Linked DNA regions of Homo sapiens: all the other regions are linked to region 2. The links are chromatin contacts, found by Hi-C or POLR2A ChIA-PET in ENCODE. All regions are on one chromosome and are shown on one strand. The core of a region is the stretch at or near the end of the contact, and the rest is flanking DNA. Distances in the headings are between cores, read along the strand shown. Region 1 overlaps SLC35D4 (solute carrier family 35 member D4). Region 2 holds the start of RBBP8 (RB binding protein 8, endonuclease). Region 3 overlaps CABLES1 (Cdk5 and Abl enzyme substrate 1). Region 4 overlaps SLC35D4 (solute carrier family 35 member D4). Region 5 overlaps CABLES1 (Cdk5 and Abl enzyme substrate 1). Region 6 overlaps LOC124904262 (a long non-coding RNA gene).

Region 1 (3,745 bases), core at 701-3,200, 370 kb after region 2:
AAATGCCCCCACTGGCGCTCCTGAGAAAGGTTGGAAATCCCATTTTCTGAGTGCAGTGAGCAAAACCATTCATTTCTGTCCATCTAGGATGATTTAGATATGGACCTGCCCTCAGGCAGGGCAATGAGCATCTATAGACACTGCAGAGGCAGTGATTTTTGACTTTTATCCAAGAATGGTTCCTGGCACATATGAGGCACTTGGTAAATGTCTGTTTATTGAAGGAACCCCTTCCAGCCCAAAGCCACACAAGATGCACGGTTACCTTTTAGACTCCCCATCATGGTATTCCACAGGGCCACTGGTGCTGCCCCTCACATTTATCCCATATGAATCTCCTACCGATGTTCAAAAATAACACTGTTGTTTCTGGGCTATGTCAGCATCCAAGGCCACCTGGGAGATGGGAGGCTGTCCTGGGCACACCTGGGTACCAGTGCTGACTCCCACCAGCCAGCATGGTGGTCCTTGACTTAAGCAAGTGACAACTCAGCAGGTCCAACTTGCAAACAAATGCAAAAAAAAAAAGAAGAAGGAAGGGGAAAGATCAGCTATTAGGACTACTCTGATTGCAGGCATGGAAAAAAATACTTACTTTCTTCTTCTTATTTTTTTTTTGAGATGGAGTTTTGCTCTTGTTTCCCAGGCTGGAGTGCAATGGCGCGATCTCGGCTCACTGCAACCTCCACCTCCCGGGTTCAAGCGATTCTCCTGCCTCAGCCTCCCTAGTAGCTGGGATTACAGGCATGCGCCATCACACCTGGCTAATTTTGTATTTTTAGTAGAGACAGGGTTTCTCCATGTTGGTCAGGCTGGTCTCGAACTCCCGACCTCAGGTGATCCACCCGCCTCGGCCTCCCAAAGTGCTAGGATTACAGGCGTGAGCCACTGCGCCCAGCTAAAATACTTATTTTCTAGAGTCAGGCATTATTTGAGCAAAGCTAAGCAATACTATGCTTTTTCTTTCCTGATAATACTGGTAAAGAAATGTAAAAACCCATTCCAAAATTTGCCTGCACTTCAATTTTATAGTGCTATTCCATGGGGGGGAAAAATCTGCCAAGTAATATATAGGAACTAGAATAGAAATAAGCATGATCTTAAAGTGGTCCTAGGCTTCTTTTCCTTTTTAAAACAAAGGACAGAAGACCAGTGAGCAGCAACAACAAATGTGAATTTTTCTACATAATGTGCAGCATCCAGGATTGAGGCCAGGCTGCCCCTGGTCACAGGGAAGGAAACAAAACTTTGTCACCAGCCCAAGAAATAGACTATTTATGTGTGATGTGTGTGAGGGCTGCTCAGTGTGGTTTCATTTCAGAAACACTGTTGTGGCTAGGCCCCCAGATCTAACACCTCCTACAGTGAACAGAGTCCACCTCCGTTGGGTTACACATGCCTGGCCAAATGCAGCACTGTTCTCACCCTTCAACCGAACCGTAGTGACGTCTGGCAAGAGGAGTTTGAGGGAGTGAAGGATGAGCGACTTTCGCTTTTTACTTGATATATTTCTGTATTGTTTTAAATGTCTTATAAATAGCATGCATTACTCTATTGCTTAAAAATACATACATATATATTCCCCAAATTAAAGCATGCCTATTCATCAGCAATGAGCTGTTTTAACCGTTTAAACTCTCCATTACTTCCTCCCTCACCTTCGCCTTCCCTGCAGACCACAACCCAAATCCTTGGTAACAATCACCTATTGGTTTGAATAGTAGTAATCAGAATAGATAACATTCTTAACTCTCCAATGGGCAGGACTTGTGTAGAGAGTTCAGGGGTGAAACCCACCCGATCGCTTCATTCTTGTCCTCATGTGGTCATAGCCAACTGGCCCTTGAACGAGAGGCACATGGTCCTAATAAGTTCAGAAGGCCTGTTTCCTGTCTCAGATGAGAGCTCCGAGGCCTGAGCGGAGGGCGAGCCCGGGGCGCTGGTCACAGCTGGGTCCTCTCCGACAGTAGTACTTTCTCTGTGCATCCCTGTGTTACTCATGGCCCAAACCTCCCTTGTGAGTCACGGGCTCTGAGGGCTATGGGGCAGGGCAGTGTGGCCTTTTCCAGGAGGTGTGTCCTGAAGCTACCATCACAACGGCCACACCTACCTCCTGGGACTCTGAGTCCCCACTGTGTCTCCCCACAGCCATGCCCCTGCCTCAGCCATCCTTCTGAAGAACCCACCTGTCCCCATCTGCCCTGCTCAGCCATCCTTCTGAAGAGCCTGCCTGTCCCGGTCTGCCCTGCTGAACACCACCCCACACCCAACTGTCTCCTGCATACCCCCAGGGTCCTGCGCACTGCTTCTGGGAGGGAGGCAGACCCTAATGGGCAGAAAGGAATGAATCTGGTCACAACAGTCAGAACTGTCAGGGAGGAAATTAGCAAGGCGACAGGAAAAAGCTAGCAGGGCTTGCACAGGATGTGGCCAGGGAAGCCTCTCTGAGGTCACCTCGATTTGAAGGCCTGGGGGATGAGCAGTAGTGGCCAACTGAAAGCAGGGAGGAAGGCATCCGGGCCGAAGTGACAGGCCCAGAAGCCCTGAGGAGACACATGTGTGCCATGGCCAAGGCACAGAAAGGCTCTCCCCTCCCCAGATCCGCAGGCTGATTTGGCGAACGATCTATTCCTGTATCTCCACTCTGTGGTCCAACAGGCACCTCAGCCTTCATACATTCAAACCAATGCCCAGTACGCCTCCACCACCACCTTGCCAAACCCTGCTCTTCACACAACATTCTCCATCTCAGTAAAGGCAACCTCATTCTTTCATTGCTCGGAACCCAAACCTAGAAGTCATCCTAGACTCCCCTCTCTCAAATCCTAGTGCCTCAGATATCCTACCATGTCTCCCCACCTCCACTGCTATCAGCCAGTTCTCAGCCATCATCATCTTGCACCTAGATCATGGCAAGAGCCCCTGGTCTTCTTGCTTCCTCCCCACCCCTTGGCACCGTTGTCCCCCAGCATCCCCATGGCTCACTCCCTCACTTCCTTCTGGTCTCTGCTCAGACAGCTTAGTGAGGCATGCTGTCTTTATGCAAATGGGTAGTGCATTCTAAACAGGATCATTTGGAGCTTATCTGAAAGTTAATGGAAAAATCAAAGAAATGGAAAGACACCCAAACACAGCACGTGTTTTCTCTCTCTCTCTCTCTCTCTCTCTCTCTGTGTGTGTGTGTGTGTGTGTGTGTATACAGTTGCCCCTCAGTACCTAAAGGGGATCTGTTCCAGGACGTCCATGGGTTGTCAAGTCTCTTATATAAAATGGTGTCGTGTTTGCCTACAACCCATGCACATCCTCCTGTATATTTTAAATCATCTCTAGATTACTTGTAATATCAAATACAATGTAAATGCTATGTAAATAGTTGTTATACTGTACTGTTTAGGAAATAATAACAAGAAAAAAAGTCTGTACATGTTCAGTACAGATGCAACCATTGCAGGCCTAAACTGCATTGTTGACCCACAGTTGGTTTAATCTGAGGATCTGGAACCTGTTCATGCAAAGGGCTGATTGTGTGTGTGTGTGTGTGTGTGTGTGTGTGTGTGTATAGTGGTTTACTAAACATTACATATTATTATACATATTATATTATACATATTATGCATATACATACATATATATACACATAGTGGTTGACCAGCAGTGGCTGCCCTGGGGTGGAGGAGTGAGGGTGATGTTCTGTTTCTTGCTCTGGATGCTGGTTATGGTATACAGAATGGTTGGTTTGTACAAA
Region 2 (3,802 bases), core at 1,144-3,643:
CTATTTTGGTTTGATTTTTAGAATAGGAGACAAGATTTCACTATGTTGCCCAAGCTCATCTTGAACTCCTGGCCTCAAGTGATCCTCTTGCCTCAGCCACCCAAAGTCTGGCCCAAGACGTGGTTTTTTATCTCAAGAAATTTACAGTCCAGTGGGGAGACAGAATTAATTAAATAACTAAAACAATAAAAACTGTAAGATGGGGAGGTTACATGGTACTGTAGGAGGATCTAGTAGAAGAGACTATTGAAATAAGATAAAAACATGATTAGTAGATAGCTGGGGCAAAGAGTGGGGGTAGGTTTGGTGGAGAACTCCAGGCAGAGACAATAGCACGCAATGGCCTAGGAGACATCAAAAGTCTAGTGAGACCAGAGGACAGAAAATGTCTGGAAATAAAGCCAAAGGGGTAGCAGAGGCAATTCAAAGGGGCTTCCTTCACAGAGTAACTGGAAGCCACTGAAAGGGTTTAAGCAGCATAGTGACATTAACAGATTTACTTTTCAAGATCACAGTAGCTGCAGTATAGAGAAGTGGTCTCAAAGTAGACACAATTTAAGGTGGAGGAGGGAAGATGTATTTTTATTCTATTTTTTATCCTTTAAAAATGCTTTTAAAATGGATTATAATCATATTAGCTAAGAAATACTAATTATGGCTAGCTTTTGGGCACATAGTATATATCTGAATACTAAGCAGTTTACATATATTCATTTAATCTTAATACCCTGTGAGGTTGGTACTATTATTATCCTCAATTTACAGGTAGGTAAAATGGGACAGCGAGCTTAAGCAGTCAGTCCAAAGTCACTCAGTAAGGAAGTATTAGAGCAGGATTTAAACCCAGATGTCTGACTTCAGAGCCTGTAACTTCATTAGATCATGTACCATTTTTCAACAGTACATGTATGTAATTTAAAATTAAATATATATATGGAGAATAGAAGTTCAAATTTTTTTCTGAACACCAGTGAAAACAAAGATTTAGGAGGGGTGGTTGGTAGCGTGGATGTGGAAAGGAGCCTAGCAGTAGACTAGGTAAGAAATAACAGTATCTTGGATTATGGAGGTAGTGATGGAGAGAAGGGGATGGATTTACATGTTTAGTAAGTAAAATTGGACTGCGTGATGGCTTGGATATGGAAGTTAGGGATGAATAAAGTGTCAAGGATGACTCTTTGGTTTCTGACTTGCATAAATGGATTAGAGAGTGAGACACAGGCAGAGGCCATAGGAACAGGTTGGGTCATTCTGCTCAGTTTTTCTTTGGACCACAGTAGAGACCACAGCACACTGCTCTTTCAATACTCTGTTAAATGACAAACTTATTACAGGTTATTTCTGTCATAAACATAAAAGCTTCACTCTGTCAATTATGTTTCCTATCTTGCGTTAAAAATTACATAGTCAAAATTTCATCCATTTTCTTTTAAAAATGTGGAGTTAAGTCTTATAAAATGGGGAAGTGAATGATAGTTGCTGTAACAGGCTAATAGAAGGTTTAGCACCCCTCTTCTGTATACTAACTTTTTAAGTTATATTTATTCATCCCTTAAGATGTGGGACAGGTGGAAAAATTACCTTTCCACTTTGTATTTATGATTTCTAAGTACTAAACTTTTAAAGCCTGTTAATATTATCCCTTCCCAGGTCTTAGAATAATTACACAAAAGTACTGGACTGGTTTAAAAGATATTTGATTCTAGTCTATTTTGTTCATTTGTAGAATTTCTAGTGGTCTAAAAACGATTCTTTTACAAATCAGGAGAAATAGGAATACCTACTATCGGTTTGAATCTCAAACGAACAGCCACAAGAAAAATGGACTTTTTAAAAAAAATTATCTAACAGCATGTTGTCCCAATAAATAATGCTGAAGGAGATTCCTTCTCGTTTCAAATTTGCCAGAAACTTCCCGTTTAACCTCAGCAAAATACAGATCGTTTTGATCTATGGCGTTACCGCACAACCCTGTCAGGTCACATCACTAAACTGCAGATAACAGCGACAAGGCCGAAAACTATGTTAGACGGATCCGCGTCCATACCCCCCATCAGTTAATTTTAACTCTTCATTCGGTACAGGTCACTCTACACATGCTTCCCTGCAAAATGCTTAAGCTAGACACAGTGTACAGATAACTTTCACAGAACCGCAAGGGCTTGATGCTCCCCCAACAGAACGGCTTGAGCTTTCCCCAGCGCAATTCAGAAATGCTGTGGCGGTCGCCAGACTCTTCGGGTAGCTCCCGGCAGCTCCGAGGTAGCGCTCCCCTCCCCAACCATCGCCCTCCGGGATGGGCCGCACCGAAGAGCCCGCTCCTCAGCTAGGGCACGAAGTGCGCCGCCGCGATGGGCAGCTGGAGGAAGGGGCGTGACGCAAGTGGAACTCCCGCGTGACGTCGCGCGGGCTCCCGGGCGGGGCGGGTCCGGCCGCCTCCGAGCCCGGCCGGCAGCCCCCGGCCTTAAAGCGCGGGCTGTCCGGAGGGGTCGGCTTTCCCACCGAGGATTTGGCACTCTGGTGAGGGAAAAGGGCGAAAGAGAAAAGCGAGCAGCCGTCCTTTCACAGCCTCAGAAAGTGCTCGCTTCCCTTCGGGGGCTTTCGCGAATCCCGAGGCAATCTCGGAGGCGGTGAGTAAAAGCAATCTCTTTACCCCACCCGGAGCTCTGGGTCGGAGCGACTGCTTCTGGTCTGGAGCTGCGTGCTTGGCGAAGGGCTCCCGGGGTAGGGGTGGCTCCCGGCTCTGGGGTTGTGTCTGATGAAATAGGCCGGGCCCGGGCTACACTCGGTGGTGGTGGACCGGCGGGAGGACGAGCGCTACCTCAGTACTACTTCTGGGTCTCCCGCGCGGGCTGAGGAAGCGCCTTTCGCCGCCAAGCCCGCCCCGCGCATGCGCCGACTGCGGCTCGCGCGCGCGCTTCGGAGGTTTTTTGGCCAGACCCGCACGCGGAACCGGCGCGGGCACCTGGGGAGAAATGGATGGAGAAGGGACCTGGCTGGAAAGCCTTTGCCCCGCTGCTCTGCTCCGCCCATAAGAGGACCCCTGAAATGTCCCGTGCAGTTTGTTCAAGTCCCCTGTGTGATGAAATGTGCCTCTCGCCTTACCCGTGTGAGAATACCTGTGGTGTGGCAGCGAGTATTTTGGTGAGCACCTGCAGTGTAGTGGTTTATACTAAGGAATACACACAAATTACAGGCCTTTGAGCCCAGAATGCAACTTGGGAGGTAAGACGTGACGTTCTGAGAGATTGAAAAATGTACATTGTCGTCGTGCCTCGAATAACGGTTCATTGCAGAGAGAGATGCTAACAAAAAGTGCCGGGCATGCGGGTAGGTGGAAAGGGTTTTGCGAGCCAGAATTTGCAAGTTGAATGTTTTGTTTTTATGTTTTGTTTTTAAGGCACTGTACATCACTTACTTGAAGATAGATACGTAAAGGATGCTTATTTTACACTCTTTAAACGAATATGTTAATACTTTTTCGGTCATTGAAGTAATTAAACCTTCATTTTAAACTGTTGACTTAATAGAAATCGTTTATGTCTTCTTTTTTTTTCTTTTTGCTGCAGAGAGGTATTTTTTCTTTATTTTATTATTATTTTTTATACTTTAAGTTCTAGGGTACATATGCACGACGTGCAGGTTTGTTACATATGCATACATGTGCCATGTTGGTGTGCTGCACCCATTAACTCGTCATTTACTTTAGGTATATCTCCTAATCCTATCCCTCCCCCCACCCCACGGCAGGCCCCGGTGTGTGACGTTCCCCTTCCTGTGTCCAGGTGTTCTCATTGTTCAG
Region 3 (3,491 bases), core at 496-2,995, 290 kb after region 2:
AATTCATTAAAGGGTATGTGAAGTGGAAGATAGTTAAGGTAAAGGTAATGCCAGACCAAAAATGAGTTCCGTAGTAAGGAGCACTCTTCAGCTCAAATATAGTCTTTTAAAGCTGGAAGGAACTTGGAGACTGTCGGCTTCCACTTTTTTTTTTTTTTTTTTAAGCTGAAGAAGCCATTCTTCCAGTATCAGTTTACATAGAATTCCAATAAATAAAACAGCTAAACAGAGAGCTCTTCTGGAGAATCAGGAATGGGCACAAGTAGCCCATTCATCCCCACTCCTGCCATCCACCTCCTTTGGTGCCTCCATTAGGAAAACCACAGCCCTTACCCATCCTTGCTGTCGTGTACCCATGGGCACCGGCGGCCAGGGAGGCAGTGTGGTGCTTGGGAACGAGCTGGCAGGCAGAAGCCTCAGTCCTGGGAAATGAACTAGCCTTACTGACCCCAGCTTCACTCCTCCGTAAAAGGACTATAATGTCCACCTCAGGGAGATGAATGAAATAGTAAATGAAATATTATATGTGAAAGCTGTAGTAGATATTCATTAAGCATTAGTTTCACTTCCATTTTTGTCCAGTCACAGAGCTTTTTTTTTTTTTTTTTTTTTTTTGGAGACAGAGTCTCTCTCAGTTGCTCAGGCTGGAGTGCACTGGCGGGGTCTCGGCTCACTGCAAGCTCCGCCTCCTGGGTTCACGCCATTCTCCTGCCACAGCCTCCTGAGTAGCTGGGATTACAGGTGCCCGCCACTACACCCGGCTAATTTTTTTGTATTTTTAGTAGAGACGGGGTTTCACCATGCTAGCCAGGATGGTCTCGATCTCCTGACCTCGTGATCTGCCTGTCTCAGCCTCCCAAAGTACTGGGATTACAGGCGTGAGCCACCGCACCCGGCCTTCTTTTTCTTTCTTTTTGAGAAAGGTCTCACTGTATTGCCCAGGCTGGAGTGCAGTAGTGCAATCTCAGCTCACTGCAGCCTTGACCTCCCAGGCTCAAGCGATCCTCCTACCTCAGCTTCCTGCGTAGCTGGGATGACAGGCATGCACCACCACGCCCAGCTAATTTTTGTATTTTTTGTAGAGTCGGGTTTCACCATGCTGCCCAGGCTGGTCTCAAAATCCTGGGCTCAAGCCATCCTCCCACCTCGGCCTTCTAAAGTGCTGGGATTACAGGTGTGAGCCACCGTGCCCGGCCATCACAGAGCTATTATGTTGCTCTTTCTAGATCTACTTGAACTTAGCAGTTCCCAGTCAGGTTCACAGTGAGTTTGTCAGTGGTGCAATTCTACAAATAATGGATTCACCTTGAGATCTGCTTTTATTCAGTCTTTTTTTCCTCAATAGTACATGTTTCTTAAAGACTATTTGAAAAATGTATAAAAGTAAAAGGAAGATAACAATTATTGAGCCTCACCTCCTAAACAAAGCCACCATTTACATTTTGGTCTATTTCCTTCCAGTCTTTTTTTTTTTTCTTAATGCATACACTTTATGGAACGTGAGGAGACCATTGTTTTGCTTTGATCTTTCTTGCTAAATCCTACCTTTCAAAACAAGCCCATTACAGAGAAGAGGAACAGATGTTGCCCAGCTTTTTCACTGTAACTGTAACATCAAACCTTCCCATAGCTGTAAACACTCTTCTCAGATGAAGCTTGTAAATTATGCCATTTTCTGGGAAGAGTCCCAGCCTTAAACCAGCTCCTTTTTCCTCAACTAACACTTGCCAAGGCCAGCCTGAATCTTTCTGCCTTTTATCCACATTAGTCACGGCCTTCTCTTTTCTAGTGTGGATTTGTGGTTTGGCTTGGTGACCCTCAGCTCACAAAATGAGTTGCAAGCAACTTTCTCAACTTTCCTAAATAGGCAGACCCCACTTAGTAAACAGCTTGTCCAACACTTCTATCCAAGACCACTTCTCTTCCCCTCGCTTTCCAGCCCCCATTGTGGGCTACTGTGCCACCGCCATAGGGCCAGGAGTGGGAAACCTGGGCCCTGCAAAGGAATTTATGGATTTACATGTAGAGAGAGGGAAGGAATTGTGAAAAACAGGAATAGCTTAGGGGAAAGGGTCCTGGAGTCCTAAGAAGGAAAGGGAAGTTCAGAGAAGAAGGTGAAATAATACAAACTTGACCTTTAAAGTGTTACTCAGCTGGGCACAGTGGCTCATGCCTGTAATCCCAGTACTTTGGGAGACCGAGGTGGGCGGATCACAAGGTCAGGAGTTCAAGACCAGCCTGGCCAACATAGTGACACCCCATCTCTACTAAAATTACAAAAATTAGCCGGGCATGGTGGCATGTGCCCGTAGTCCCAGCTACTCGGGAGGCTGAGGCAGGAGAATTGCTTGAACCTGAGAAGTGGAGGTTGCAGTGAGCCAAGATCGTGCCATTGCACTCCAGCTTGGGCAACAGAGTGAGACTTCATCTCAAAAAAAAAAAAAAAAAGTTCCTGAGGGTCAAGCCTGGACCAGGAAACCAAGAGGAGAGACTCAACTTCCTCCTATTTTTTTACCCTCATACACCCTCTGACCTTTTGCTTCTATGACCCGAGCTCTTGTTTTTGCTTTTGGGCTGATTCAGTTACATTATAGGCTCAGAGAGCCTTGGGTAGGCTAATCTCCACTTACTGCATCAATGAAAAATGCATTCTGAGTTCCAACTTGCCAGCCCAGGAGCTTCTAGAGCACGACCCACTGGTGAGTGAGAGACTGCAGGTGTTGTATGGAGAACTAGTCCTAGAATTGTCCCTATGCATAAGGGAACCGACACCAGCCACCAAGTGCTCTTTACTTCCTGAGATCTGGATGTGGGTTGGTATTTCTGTACACATGGATCCGACCAGAAGAAAGTAGGAGAGAACCTAGTAAACTTGAGATTGGAGGTTATGTGAAATCACCAAACTAGATGATTCCAGCAAAAAGAGTTTCTGTGATGTGTGTGTAGGTTCACACCCCTTAAGATAACCATACTTGACTGTATGATAGTCGCAGGAGTCACTTACTTACTACAGATGCATCAGAGACCATGTGATGAAGAAGATGGCTTCCCAGTGGAGTTGCAAGGTGCCTCTGGGGGGTGTGTTTTTAAATTGTCAACAGCTTCCACATGGTGTTTATATCCTTAACTTTTGGCATTGGGGGCATTCAGATGAGGTCATCCGCTTGGGTCCATTTCCTGAGTGTTGATCATTTTGCGACACAGAGAACAGCGTCTTCTATTCTTAGAGCCTTCAAGCCTAAATGCTCCCTGCCTGGCTCCAGGCCCATGCCCCCTTCCTCCCCACCCACTTTCCCCAGAAAATTTTTGTTGTGGAAAATTACACATTCACAAATTGTGTTTCTTTCCTCACACCAAGCATATTCCCACACAGAGACAGATTCTGGAATGATCTCATGGATGACTCATGCCATTATCTGGCTGTTTATAGGAGCTGCCTTTAGACAAAGATTTGGTCATAAGCTACGTTAAGACCCCTTCATTGTCTGCCA
Region 4 (3,329 bases), core at 341-2,840, 400 kb after region 2:
TTGCAGCACTATTCACAATAGCAAAGACTTGGAACTAACCCCAATGTCCATCAATGACAGACTGGATTAAGAAACTGTGGCACATATATACCATGGAATACTATGCAGCCATAAAAAGGATGAGTTAATGTCCTTTGCACGACATGGATGAAGCTGGAAACCATCAATCTGAGCTATCACAAGGATAGAAAACCAAACACAACATGTTTTCTCTCAGGTGGGAACTGAACAATGAGATCACTTGGACACAGGGTGGGGAACACCACACAACGGGGCCTGTCGGGGATGGGAGGCTGGGGGAAGGATAGCATTAGGAGAAATACCTAATGTAAATGATGAGTTGATGGGTGCAGCAAACCAACATGGCAGGTGTATACCTATGCATCAGATTTGCATGTTGCGCACATGTACCCTAGAACCTAAAGTATAAAAAAAAAGAACAAAAAAAGAAACCCAACAGGTGAAGAACAATCCCATTTCTGTAAAAACAGAAAACCTCAGGAATGTGTGTATAAAAAAAATTTCCCAAAGAATATACTCTAAAATGTCTATTATGGTAGAGTCCCATAAGCTTTTTTTTCATTTACTTTCTACATGTTCTATAATTAGCCTTTTGAACTTTTTAAATGAAGATAGTGGACTAAATGGTTTCTAAGGTTTTTTTTCTAGAGATGTCATGGGTCAAAATTAAAGTCACAAGTTAAGGGGAAAGTTATTTGCTTCAATAATGGTGAATACCCCCTACATTAAATACCTACAGGAAAATTCAAACTCTGACCAGGAAACCACGCCATTTGCATTTCCACACCCCAGCCCATGCCTGCTCATGTCTGGGGACGCCTGGCATTCAGCTCTCCGGATGGTTGGGCTGCAGGTGTCCCTAAGGTGCACCCTGACAGCCGGCTCGCTCTGCGGAGCTGCAGAGTGAGTTCCTGGCTCCCGTGACAACCTACTTCCCTTACGTTCATCTGTTCTCCATTAGTCTCCACCAGCCTCTCAGTTTCCTGGAGGTGTTTTCTACATTGTACAGTTACATGTAAAGAAAAATGCAACAGCAGCAAAGCACGGGGGGTCCAGACACAAGCACCCCTTCCCTGGGAGACTGCTTACCACCATCACAGTCAGACGCTCAAGCAGCACCCACACGAGAGGAGAGCCACCAACGTGAAGCCTTTCAGAAAAGGCCCACGGGCAGCCTGGGCAACTAGCGAGACCCCATCTCTACAAAAAAATTGAAAAATTAGCCAGGCGTGGTGGCTCATACCTGTACTTCCAGCTACTCGGGAGGCCCCAGCCCAGCAGGAGCGTTCAGCGAGAGGCAGAGCCCCGGAACAGCGGTGTTCACTCAGTTAAACCTCATGGTCTGAGAGAGTGGCAGGTGTGCCGTTTTCCATAATTAGTCACAGCCCCTGAAGGAAAAGCGCGCCCGTGTGGGGCAGGACCAAAGGAAGAAACGCTTCTGCAATGCTACCGGGAAGTCTGAGCTCACCTTCTTTACCTTGGCACCGAGCTGAAGATCTGTTAGAAACCCTCTCCAACCAGGACTTTCAGGAGAAACGGTGGCCACCGCCCAGAATAACAAGGCCCCAGCAGCAAGGTGTCCTTTTCCCAGCAAGTGAAACCTGCCCCCCGCCACCACCTGTAGTACAGGAGACACCACAAAGCAAGAGGCCCCAGGGCTCTGCTCGGGAAGCTGCCGGGCCTGTTTTTCCTCCCAGTGGCCAACAAACAGGAGGGCAGGTTCAGCACGTTGGGCTCTGCTTTCTGAGCGCCGCACCATTACAGCATCCACATCCGATTTTTAAAACTGAAGTATAACATAAATACCGTGTAGTGTAGGAGGCACAGGAATCTCAAGTACATGGCTTGCTGAGCATTTATACCCATTAGCACCCACACAGCTGCCACCTGGACAGAGACACCGGCCCTTCCCAGCATTGCACCAGGCTCCGCAGACTCCTCCCAATCCATTCACTCATCCCGAATCCCCTCTGTGGCCATGTGCCCTTTCCTACTGCAGTGAGGATTCCATTGTATGGACAGATGAAATTTATGGACTATTTCATCTAGTTAGGTGCTATTATGAATAAAGCTGCCATGGATTTTCTTGAACATGTCTTTTTTTTTTTTTTTTTTTTGAGATAGAGTCTTGCTCTGTTGCCCAGGGTAGAGTGTGGTGGAGTGATCATAACTCACGGCAGTCTTGAACTCCTGGGCTCAAGCAATCCTCCCACTTCAGCCTCTCAAAGAGCTAGGAGCACAGGCACACACCTTTACACCTGGCTAATTTAAAAAGAATTTTTTTTTTTTGTAGAAATGAGGTTTCACTATGTTGCCTAGGCTAGTCTCAAACTCCTGGCCTCAAGCGATCCTCTCACCCTGGTCTTCCAAAGCCCTGGGATTACAGGCGTGAGCCACCACACTTGGCCTTGAACATGTATTTTTTTTAAAAAAATAACAGGCTTACTGAGATATAATGCACACACCATAAAATTCACCCTGTGGAAGAGTACAATTCAATAGCTTTTAGTATACTCACAGTTATGCAGCTACCACCACCATCTAATTCCACAACACTGAACATAACTTGTGAACATATGTCTTTGTTTCTCTTGGGTAAATACTGAGGAGGGGGAATACGTAGATGTTGTATTATGTAGATGTTGTTTAGCTTTGGTACTTCTAAAGCATAAATATCATTCTACAATCCTCACCAACATTTGGTATTGTCAATTTTTTTCACTGTAACCATTCTTTTGGGTGTGTGATTCCACATCAGAGTTAATACCACATTTTCTCAATTCCCCATTCTCTTACTACCAACCAAATATAAACTGAAAGCTGAAATTTCACCTAACAACAGAGGACTCATCTAACAATCTTCAGGACTGACTTTTTTTTCCCTTTTCTTTAAACACCAGTGTAGCACTTCCAAAATGTTAGATAAAATGATGTATCAGGTCCGCTGAGATACTTCAAAAATTGATTAAAAAAAAAAAAGCTAACAGTAACTGCTTAACATACATTATTTTAAATAATTCTTGCAACATTTCTGTGAAGTGTATGCAATTATTCTTATTTGACATATAAGCAAACTGACACATAAATAAGTTATTTGATTTTTCCAAGGTCATATTGCCAGAGAATGAGATTCTTACCCAGGTCTTTCTGTCTCCGAAATGCTGGGCTGCTTGTCACTACTCTCTATAGTCTCATCTCCACAGCCGGTTATAAGATAGGACACTCTATACACCTGCTGAATACATTTGCTGACATAACATCTTTGCACAAAGCAATATGAAAAAAAAATTTCAGGGAAAAGAAAACCT
Region 5 (3,255 bases), core at 474-2,973, 310 kb after region 2:
AGTCGTTGCCCTTCCCCCTACACACACACAGGCAGGAGGCAGAGCCCACAAATGATGATGCCGACAAACCCTCCCTCCCCACTGACTCGGCCCCAGGCACAGGGAGCTGCCGCTGAAACAGGCCCTGGCTCCAAAGACCCTGGCTCCTTTGAGCCAGGTTGTGGAATGCCCTCTTTGAGGGCCTGGGGCACATTTGGCCACTAGGCTAGTGTGAGGATCTCTGCCCAGACAGAGGGCAGATTCCCTCCTGGGTGGGAATGCTCAGTGATTGGGGAAGGAGCAGGCTTGTTGGTCACAGGCCAATTATGCAGAGCTGCTCACCTCCCTTAGTATTAGCTTCCAAAGCCCCAGAGTCCTGCTGCCTGTCCCGTCTTCCTCGGGCCCCCAGGGCAGTCCAATGTGGCCAGCCCAGCAGAGGCGCCCACCTGAAATCCTGGGACTGTCCTCCCCTGTTTTGGGATGTCCTGTTCCTGTGGAAATCAGACTCTGAGATGCCTCTGCTGAATGAAGCAGCTCTCAAAGTGATGAGCTAATCCTTTCACCCATCAAATCCTGCTGCAGCCGCTAAAAGGAGTAATTTACAGACAATCAGATGCACTTGTTTGTTTGAAGTGTGCATTTCCATGAATTCTGTAACCACTGCTCTGATCCAGATATAGAGCATTTCTGTCCCTGCAGAAAGTTCTCCTCCCCATCCCATTCTTCCCATCCCCTTCCTGCAAAAGCAATTACTATTCTCACTTCTGTCACCATAGATTAGTTTTACCTATTCTGAAACTTCATGTGAATAGGATCATGGCATATACTTTTTGGGGTCCATCTTCCTTCATACAACTTAACATGTGAGATTTCCCCATGTCATGTGTGTCAGTAGATTTTTTTTTTTAATTGCTGAGTGGGCCACGTGCAGTGGATCACGCCTATAAATCCCAGCACTTTGGGAGGCCGAGGTGGGTAAGGTGGGGGGATCACTTGAGGTCAAGAGTTTAAGACCAGCCTGGCTAACGTGATGAAACTCTGTCTCTACTAAAAATACAAAAATTAGCTGGGCATAGTGGCAGGCACCTGTAATCCCAGCTACCCTGCAGGCTGAGGCAGGAGAATCGCTTAAACCCGGGAGGTGGAGGTTGCAGTGAGCCGAGATCACACTATTCACTTCAGCCTGGGCGACAAGCGAAACTACGTCTCAAAAAAATAAAAATAAAAATGCTCAGTGATATAAGATGTAGTACAGTTTGTTTATCCCTCCTCCTGTTGATAGATATTTGTTCATGCGGCTGCCATGAATGTTCTTGTGCATGGCTTTCTGTGGAAATACTTTTTAATTTCTCTTGGGGTAAATACCTAGGAGTGGGACTTCTGAGTCCTGGTGTAGGTGATATTAACCAGCCATGATGTAGCTGAATGTTTATCTTTGTGCGTGTGTGTCCTAAGTGTAATATAAAAAGGCCCCTCGTCGCCACAGTCAGGACATGTCTTAGAGTGGGAAGCTTCCAGAGGTGAAGCCTGTCATTTAGTGTGCAAGTGGCACCCTTTTCAAATTAGCCTTGCACCCATATCTGTATTTTTAAACTTTGATCCATGCAAGTCACTCCCACTGTTACCTACTGTAGAAGGTCAAGGGTGAGATTTTGAACTTAAAAAAAAATTCCGGGCCAGGTGCAGTGGCTCACGCCTGTAATCCCTGCACTTTGGAAGGCCGAGGCGGGTGGATCACCTGAGGTCAGGAGTTCAAGAGCAGCCTGACCAACGTGGTGAAACACCATCTTTACTAAAAATACAACAAAATGAGCCAGGTGTAGTGGCAGGCGCCTGTAATCCTGGCTACTCAGGAGGCTGAGGCAGGAGAATCGCTTGAACCCAGGAGGCAGAAGTTGCAGTGAGCTGAGATCACACTATTGCACTCCAGCCTGGGTGACGAGAATGAAACTCTGTCTCAAAAAAAAAATTCCTGGGGCAGGTGTGCAAAACAAATTGCAGCTGGCCCGGTGGTTTGGTCTTCAAGTTTCTAGAAGGTGACCACAGAACAGAGAATGTTGAGCCACCTGGCTACGTGCAGACTCTTGCTGGGTGATGGTGTGTCTCAGGGGAGGGCGGATGCTTCCAGCTCTCTGCACCTCTTGGCATATAATTAAAGCTTCATGAGAGAGTGGTTATGTATCATTAGAACGTGGCAGCCCAGGTCGGTAGTGGGTTTTTGTGTTTTTTTCCCCCTCTTTATGGGTGTGGAAGGCAATTAAGAGGAGAAAGTAAGTGGGAGAGCTGAGATAATGCCAACAAAATTCAGTTACCTGAATGGATTTCTGGATTCTTTTCTTCTGTAAGAAATCCCTCTTGCACTGTGTTCACATCAAAAAGAAAACCGACTAACATTGTTTATGATATGCATAAGCATGTAAACCTCAAGAGAAACCTCTTGGATTAATCTCCATGATAAAATGCCTATTTTTTATTTACCGAATATTAAAATCTAAGTACTTGTAGAGAAAGCCCTCCCTCTACCCCTACATCTCCCCAGTGTTGGGGGAATGTATCATAGAACTTAATTTTTCAGTACAGCATGAGATGCTGAGCAGTGGGAAGTAATTGACTCAATGAAAGAAAGACTAATTCAGCCTTCCATGAGGTAGGTGATTAGATTCTGCCTGTCCCCCAATATACATACAGTATAAATATATATTTATAAATATAGATAAGTTATAATTTAATAACATACTCATATATTTATTATAATTTATATAGAATATAGAACTATATATATATCTATTTCCATTAAAAGTTACCTGGATGATTTAGGCACTTGTTACCTGTCTGCAGGGTGGATTTGTTGGGAAGCTAATGCAAGACCCTTTCCATGGCCTCAGGTTTCAAGGTGCCTGAGGCTTATTCAGTTCTGAGGAGGGGGCCTCTTTAAGAAAATGTCACATCACATTAGAAGCACAGTAGCTCCGCACTTCCCTATTATTGTGGCACTTCCCTGAGGCTTGAAGGGCGCCCTCAGGCGCACAGGCCTGGGCAGTAGCTGAGGAGCATCCTGCCAGCTTTAGGTTAAGTGTTCACATCAAGGCCTGAAATGCCTGATTGTGCTGTGTGGGGGAGGGAGGGTTGTTTTGGGTGTGGGTTTGGTGTTTTTTTTTTTTTTTTTTTTTGGTCTTTTTGTTGTTGTTAACAGCACTATTAGAATTCCAACACCATACAATTCACCTCTTTAAAGCCTCTTTTACAATTCATTTTTTTCTCATAAAACTAACACAG
Region 6 (3,420 bases), core at 524-3,023, 320 kb before region 2:
CCTGCTCTCCCCATTTTGTTCTCCAGATGAGCTGGTGTACATCAGGACCCCCTTTGAAGACCCAGTTCACCGTCTCTTACCGGGAAACTTCTTAGCCCCCAGAAAAATCCAAACACAAACAGCTGGCTGGAGGCTGGATGAGAAAGGAGTATCCTGACTCCACCCCCAAGACCCGTCCTGCCTCAGCCTGGCCCCAGCAGAGATGCTGTCTACAGTTGGTAGAATCCATCTCCTTCTTCAAATGCTTTTAAGGAAGCCACATTGTGGAAGGCAGTGAGAAGATCTCTTGCTCTCGCTTCCTGTACCTACAGTAGAGCCTTGGCATTATGTGAGGTGGAAGGAACTTGGACCCTGGAGTTTGAGTAAACAATACTCCAGCAACAACTTTGCCACCTGCTCACAGTGAGACCTGGGCAAGAGCTCTCTGAAGCTACTTTCTCACAGGGAGATGGGAAAGACTCGTCCTCGCCCTTGGGGTTGTTTTGAGGGTTAAATGGAAAACCTAAGATAAAGAACCTAATACAATGCCTTGCACATAGTTGGCATCTGATAATTCTTAGTTCTTATTTTTAATATATTTTTTGACTTGTGCCAGAGTGTACCATGTGGATGTTAGAGGCATTGAAAGGAGGTTTCTGGAATTGCATAACAAGCTTATCAATTACAAAAATATTTCCTTGCTATTCATTAAGTCCTAAAAAAGAAATATAAGCAATATGAAATTGTTTACATTATGAAATAACAACAGATATAACTGAATAATTTGTAAAGCAAAATTAAAATCATCCTATTCAATGTGCAGAAAAGTGGGGGAAAGGTGGGGAAGAGAACTTACATTATTCAGGTACCTATTATGTGCTATTCATATTGGCACATAATAGGTGCCTGAATATTTGGCAAGCAATATGCCAAGATTTTTGCTGTGTTCCTTAAAGGTCACATTATGGCAAGGACACTGAAGCTCTCTAGATTAGATCTCTAGAAAATAATAAACGTCATTCTTTCTTCTTCTGTCACCTTCCTGTGTGTGTCTAAGACTCAGGCTTAATTGTCTACTTCCTATATAAATTCAGTTCCATGCCATGTCCCATGCCCTGCTGGCTTTATCCCAGACATGAAGTGCCCTGGCTTACTCAGAAAGATGAGTGCAGGCCCCTCTTCCTTGGCTTCTACCTAAGGCCAGCAGAACTCCTGAGCCTGTGCTCTAGGGGAGGAGCAGGGCTGGGGTACACTGAAGGTATTCTGACGCCTGCTTTACTTGTCACTGTTGCTTCCCTTCCAGTAATTTCCAAGGCAGCTTTCTTGGAAAAGAAACCTGCTTTAATTAAGAACCCCTGGAAATTCTGAGCAATGTTCTACTTAAACCTAGCAAAACCCTACTTGCAACAGAGAACAGGGGAGAAAGGGTGGGTAGGAGGACTGATGGAAATGGCTCCACATGATTTGATTCTGTGACCTTCAAAGTCTGAAAAAGAAAATCAGGTTGATTCATAAACAACTAGGGACTAAAATACTTCTGGCTTCCTTTTATTGTACTTCTGGGAACCAACCGATTATGTTTAGAACTCTGGGTGACTGGAAGGGTTTTGTTGCTTTTTTTTAAAGCTGGTCCTGAAACCATAATCAGTTTTCTAGGCTGTTCATTTTGGCATGTGCAGGTTGAACTTTTGTCACTCAATCACAAAGGCATGGAAGATGTTCAGTTTCAAAGAAGGAAGCCAATCCGTGACCAAGGCCACCAAATCCAACACCAAAAACAAACACAAAGGGCTGCATTCCCACACGTCACCACTGGCCCATTTCCAGAGCAGATCCTGACGGATGAGAGGCAGCAGGGAGGAGATGCTGGCTTGCTGCAGGGTTTAGCAGTTAATCTCAGGTGGCTGAAGCATGCCTTGTGCTTCAACCGAAAGGACTGAGACACGGAGATATTAAACAAAGCCTGTGTAACCCTTAAACAAACAGAGAAGGGAGCCAAGAATTGCTGTAGTCATAATCCCTTATTCTACAGCATCCACGGTGTTCAAGGCATCTTCATCAACAGTATGTGTTTTGATTGATTCCTCATTATAATCCAAGCAGTTATTATTAATATTTAGCCCCATTTCTCAAAGCTTTGTGGCTGAAAGACTGCCAGGACCGACGTTCTTTCTAGAAAAAAAAAATAGGTATTCTAAAAACAATTAGAGAAAACTTTAGACATCCCTCCCACAAAAGAGAAACTTTCCCCACCCATGCTGCAGGTCCAGAAATGTGCCCACTGCCATTATCCTTCTAAAACACATGCACACAAGTACTGAAGAGTAATTGTTTTTTATACTTTGTTTCTTAATCTAATGCTTTATACAAGGTCAAAACTTGAAAGATCATCTACAAGGTCTATTAAAAAACACTTTCTTCTCATTTTTGGGTTCTACTAAATTTGGAAATCCAATTTAAAGCCAATAGGTAAGGGAATAATATAGTTTCACACACTTATAATTTTATCTCATCTGCAAAGAAACTTCAAAACTAAATTCCATCCTGGAGTGGAATAACATATGCTTGCCCGTCAGCTATTTGCTAACTCTGTCTAATTTTCAGAAAAAAAGGGTGTTGTTCTGTTTCTAGATGTTTTATTCTGTAGTGTATATAAGGTTGCAATGTATTTAAAAATTTTTTTGGAAATAGATGTGGTATAAATCTTACATAAATAATGACAATTAAGATCTCCAAGAATAATATTATTTTATAGCTAGAGGTTTGGATTAACAGGCAAGAAAACAAAAACAAGAGTTTTCTACCAATGCGCAGGAATTTTGTGTTTTAATTTTCTCATCTACAAGAGGTGGTGCAACAGCGCTGTCCTGGGAGGCAAAGGACCAGGAGTCCAGTCTTCCTATGCTTATACCACATGCAACTTCCAGCAATGCATTCAATCTCTGAATAGTGTCCATCAAATGGGGACTAAAGACACCTTATCTATTTAAAAACAAGGAGTTGGATCAATTTGCTTATAGTTCTTTTATTTCTTAAGATCTATGGATCCTTCCTCAAAACATTTAGCTCTAAAACAATCTTGTAGATTAGGTCAAATGCAAACCACAAAACCATGTCTAGTAGCTTTTTAACAATCAAACCTCCACATGATTTTGCACTGATGCTAGAGAGAGTGAAGAAGGTGGCAGTCTTTCTGTCCAGTTCTCATAAACTATTGCTATTTCTAATAAAGTAACCTAAGCACCTGCTGTGGATAAGGCCCCAGGAAAGAAAAGTTTGCTGCCTCTAGACTAATAAAGAGAACTGACCATTGATCTTAGAGAAATGTTAATTTCCAAGCGAGTATTTTTTAAAACTCCTCCTTTGCTTTTATGTTTCCTAGGTTACCATAAATAGAACCTACACACTTTATTTGTACCATCTTAATGTCTTCGATTGAAG

The links. A loop is a pair of places that touch in the nucleus more often than their neighbours do. ChIA-PET counts read pairs that join two places held with the same protein, here RNA polymerase II (POLR2A). Pooled maps may share reads with other maps.
Region 1: a map of natural killer cell shows a loop between it and region 2 (11-fold over the local background). The contact joins the enhancer-like site here to the promoter of RBBP8 in region 2. A Hi-C loop is called at or near these places in 1 of 168 maps with a recorded cell type or tissue (natural killer cell), 1 of 37 single-sample maps with no recorded cell type and 1 of 50 pooled maps. POLR2A ChIA-PET finds 5 or more read pairs at or near these places in 1 of 52 experiments (BJ).
Region 3: a loop to region 2 is called in a map of OCI-LY7, with 7 times the contacts of the local background. The contact joins the enhancer-like site here to the promoter of RBBP8 in region 2. A Hi-C loop is called at or near these places in 7 of 168 maps with a recorded cell type or tissue (B cell, CD4-positive, alpha-beta T cell, CD4-positive, alpha-beta memory T cell and 4 more), 25 of 37 single-sample maps with no recorded cell type and 16 of 50 pooled maps. POLR2A ChIA-PET finds 5 or more read pairs at or near these places in 2 of 52 experiments (GM10248 and activated T-cell).
Region 4: a pooled map shows a loop between it and region 2 (2.9-fold over the local background). The contact joins the enhancer-like site here to the promoter of RBBP8 in region 2. A Hi-C loop is called at or near these places in 2 of 50 pooled maps. POLR2A ChIA-PET finds 5 or more read pairs at or near these places in 2 of 52 experiments (PC-9 and activated T-cell).
Region 5: a map of CD4-positive, alpha-beta T cell shows a loop between it and region 2 (2.3-fold over the local background). The contact joins the enhancer-like site here to the promoter of RBBP8 in region 2. A Hi-C loop is called at or near these places in 5 of 168 maps with a recorded cell type or tissue (B cell, CD4-positive, alpha-beta T cell, CD4-positive, alpha-beta memory T cell and 2 more), 19 of 37 single-sample maps with no recorded cell type and 12 of 50 pooled maps. POLR2A ChIA-PET finds 5 or more read pairs at or near these places in 1 of 52 experiments (Panc1).
Region 6: a loop to region 2 is called in a map of heart right ventricle, with 9 times the contacts of the local background. The contact joins the enhancer-like site here to the promoter of RBBP8 in region 2. A Hi-C loop is called at or near these places in 1 of 168 maps with a recorded cell type or tissue (heart right ventricle) and 2 of 50 pooled maps. POLR2A ChIA-PET finds 5 or more read pairs at or near these places in 1 of 52 experiments (BJ).

The regions. Positions count from the first base shown.
Region 1 is chr18:23,305,706-23,309,450 of GRCh38, forward strand. The region is part of intron 14 of SLC35D4 (solute carrier family 35 member D4); the gene reads right to left. Among named protein-coding and RNA genes, the nearest start is that of SLC35D4, 130 kb to the right of the region's middle. RefSeq lists enhancers at 1,780-2,281, 2,282-2,781. Within about 2 kb of position 1,951, at least 5 of the 41 ENCODE cell types and tissues checked have a DNase peak (open chromatin) inside an H3K27ac peak, as active enhancers do; they include natural killer cell, where a contact is called at or near this core.
Region 2 is chr18:22,930,935-22,934,736 of GRCh38, forward strand. It overlaps RBBP8 (RB binding protein 8, endonuclease), which reads left to right and starts at 2,394. Exons shown (of 19, transcript NM_002894.3): 1 at 2,394-2,630. RBBP8-AS1 (RBBP8 antisense RNA 1) reads right to left here and starts at 2,830. Exons shown (of 5, transcript NR_198963.1): 1 at 2,654-2,830. MIR4741 (microRNA 4741) reads left to right here and starts at 2,415; the gene lies at 2,415-2,504. RefSeq lists enhancers at 2,124-2,964, 2,648-2,777, 3,138-3,187 and a silencer at 2,438-2,517.
Region 3 is chr18:23,223,971-23,227,461 of GRCh38, forward strand. The region is part of intron 4 of CABLES1 (Cdk5 and Abl enzyme substrate 1); the gene reads left to right. Among named protein-coding and RNA genes, the nearest start is that of CABLES1, 90 kb to the left of the region's middle. RefSeq lists an enhancer at 2,683-2,782. Within about 2 kb of position 1,746, at least 9 of the 41 ENCODE cell types and tissues checked have a DNase peak (open chromatin) inside an H3K27ac peak, as active enhancers do; they include OCI-LY7, where a contact is called at or near this core.
Region 4 is chr18:23,329,766-23,333,094 of GRCh38, forward strand. All of the region lies in intron 13 of SLC35D4 (solute carrier family 35 member D4), which reads right to left. Among named protein-coding and RNA genes, the nearest start is that of SLC35D4, 110 kb to the right of the region's middle. RefSeq lists an enhancer at 507-1,175. Within about 2 kb of position 1,591, at least 10 of the 41 ENCODE cell types and tissues checked have a DNase peak (open chromatin) inside an H3K27ac peak, as active enhancers do; they include PC-9, where a contact is called at or near this core.
Region 5 is chr18:23,240,341-23,243,595 of GRCh38, forward strand. The region is part of intron 7 of CABLES1 (Cdk5 and Abl enzyme substrate 1); the gene reads left to right. It also overlaps a transcript of SLC35D4 not described here. Among named protein-coding and RNA genes, the nearest start is that of CABLES1, 110 kb to the left of the region's middle. Within about 2 kb of position 1,724, at least 2 of the 41 ENCODE cell types and tissues checked have a DNase peak (open chromatin) inside an H3K27ac peak, as active enhancers do.
Region 6 is chr18:22,608,043-22,611,462 of GRCh38, forward strand. LOC124904262 (a long non-coding RNA gene) reads right to left here. Exons shown (of 2, transcript XR_007066307.1): 2 at 1,512-2,151. Among named protein-coding and RNA genes, the nearest start is that of CTAGE1, 190 kb to the left of the region's middle. Within about 2 kb of position 1,774, at least 12 of the 41 ENCODE cell types and tissues checked have a DNase peak (open chromatin) inside an H3K27ac peak, as active enhancers do; they include heart right ventricle, where a contact is called at or near this core.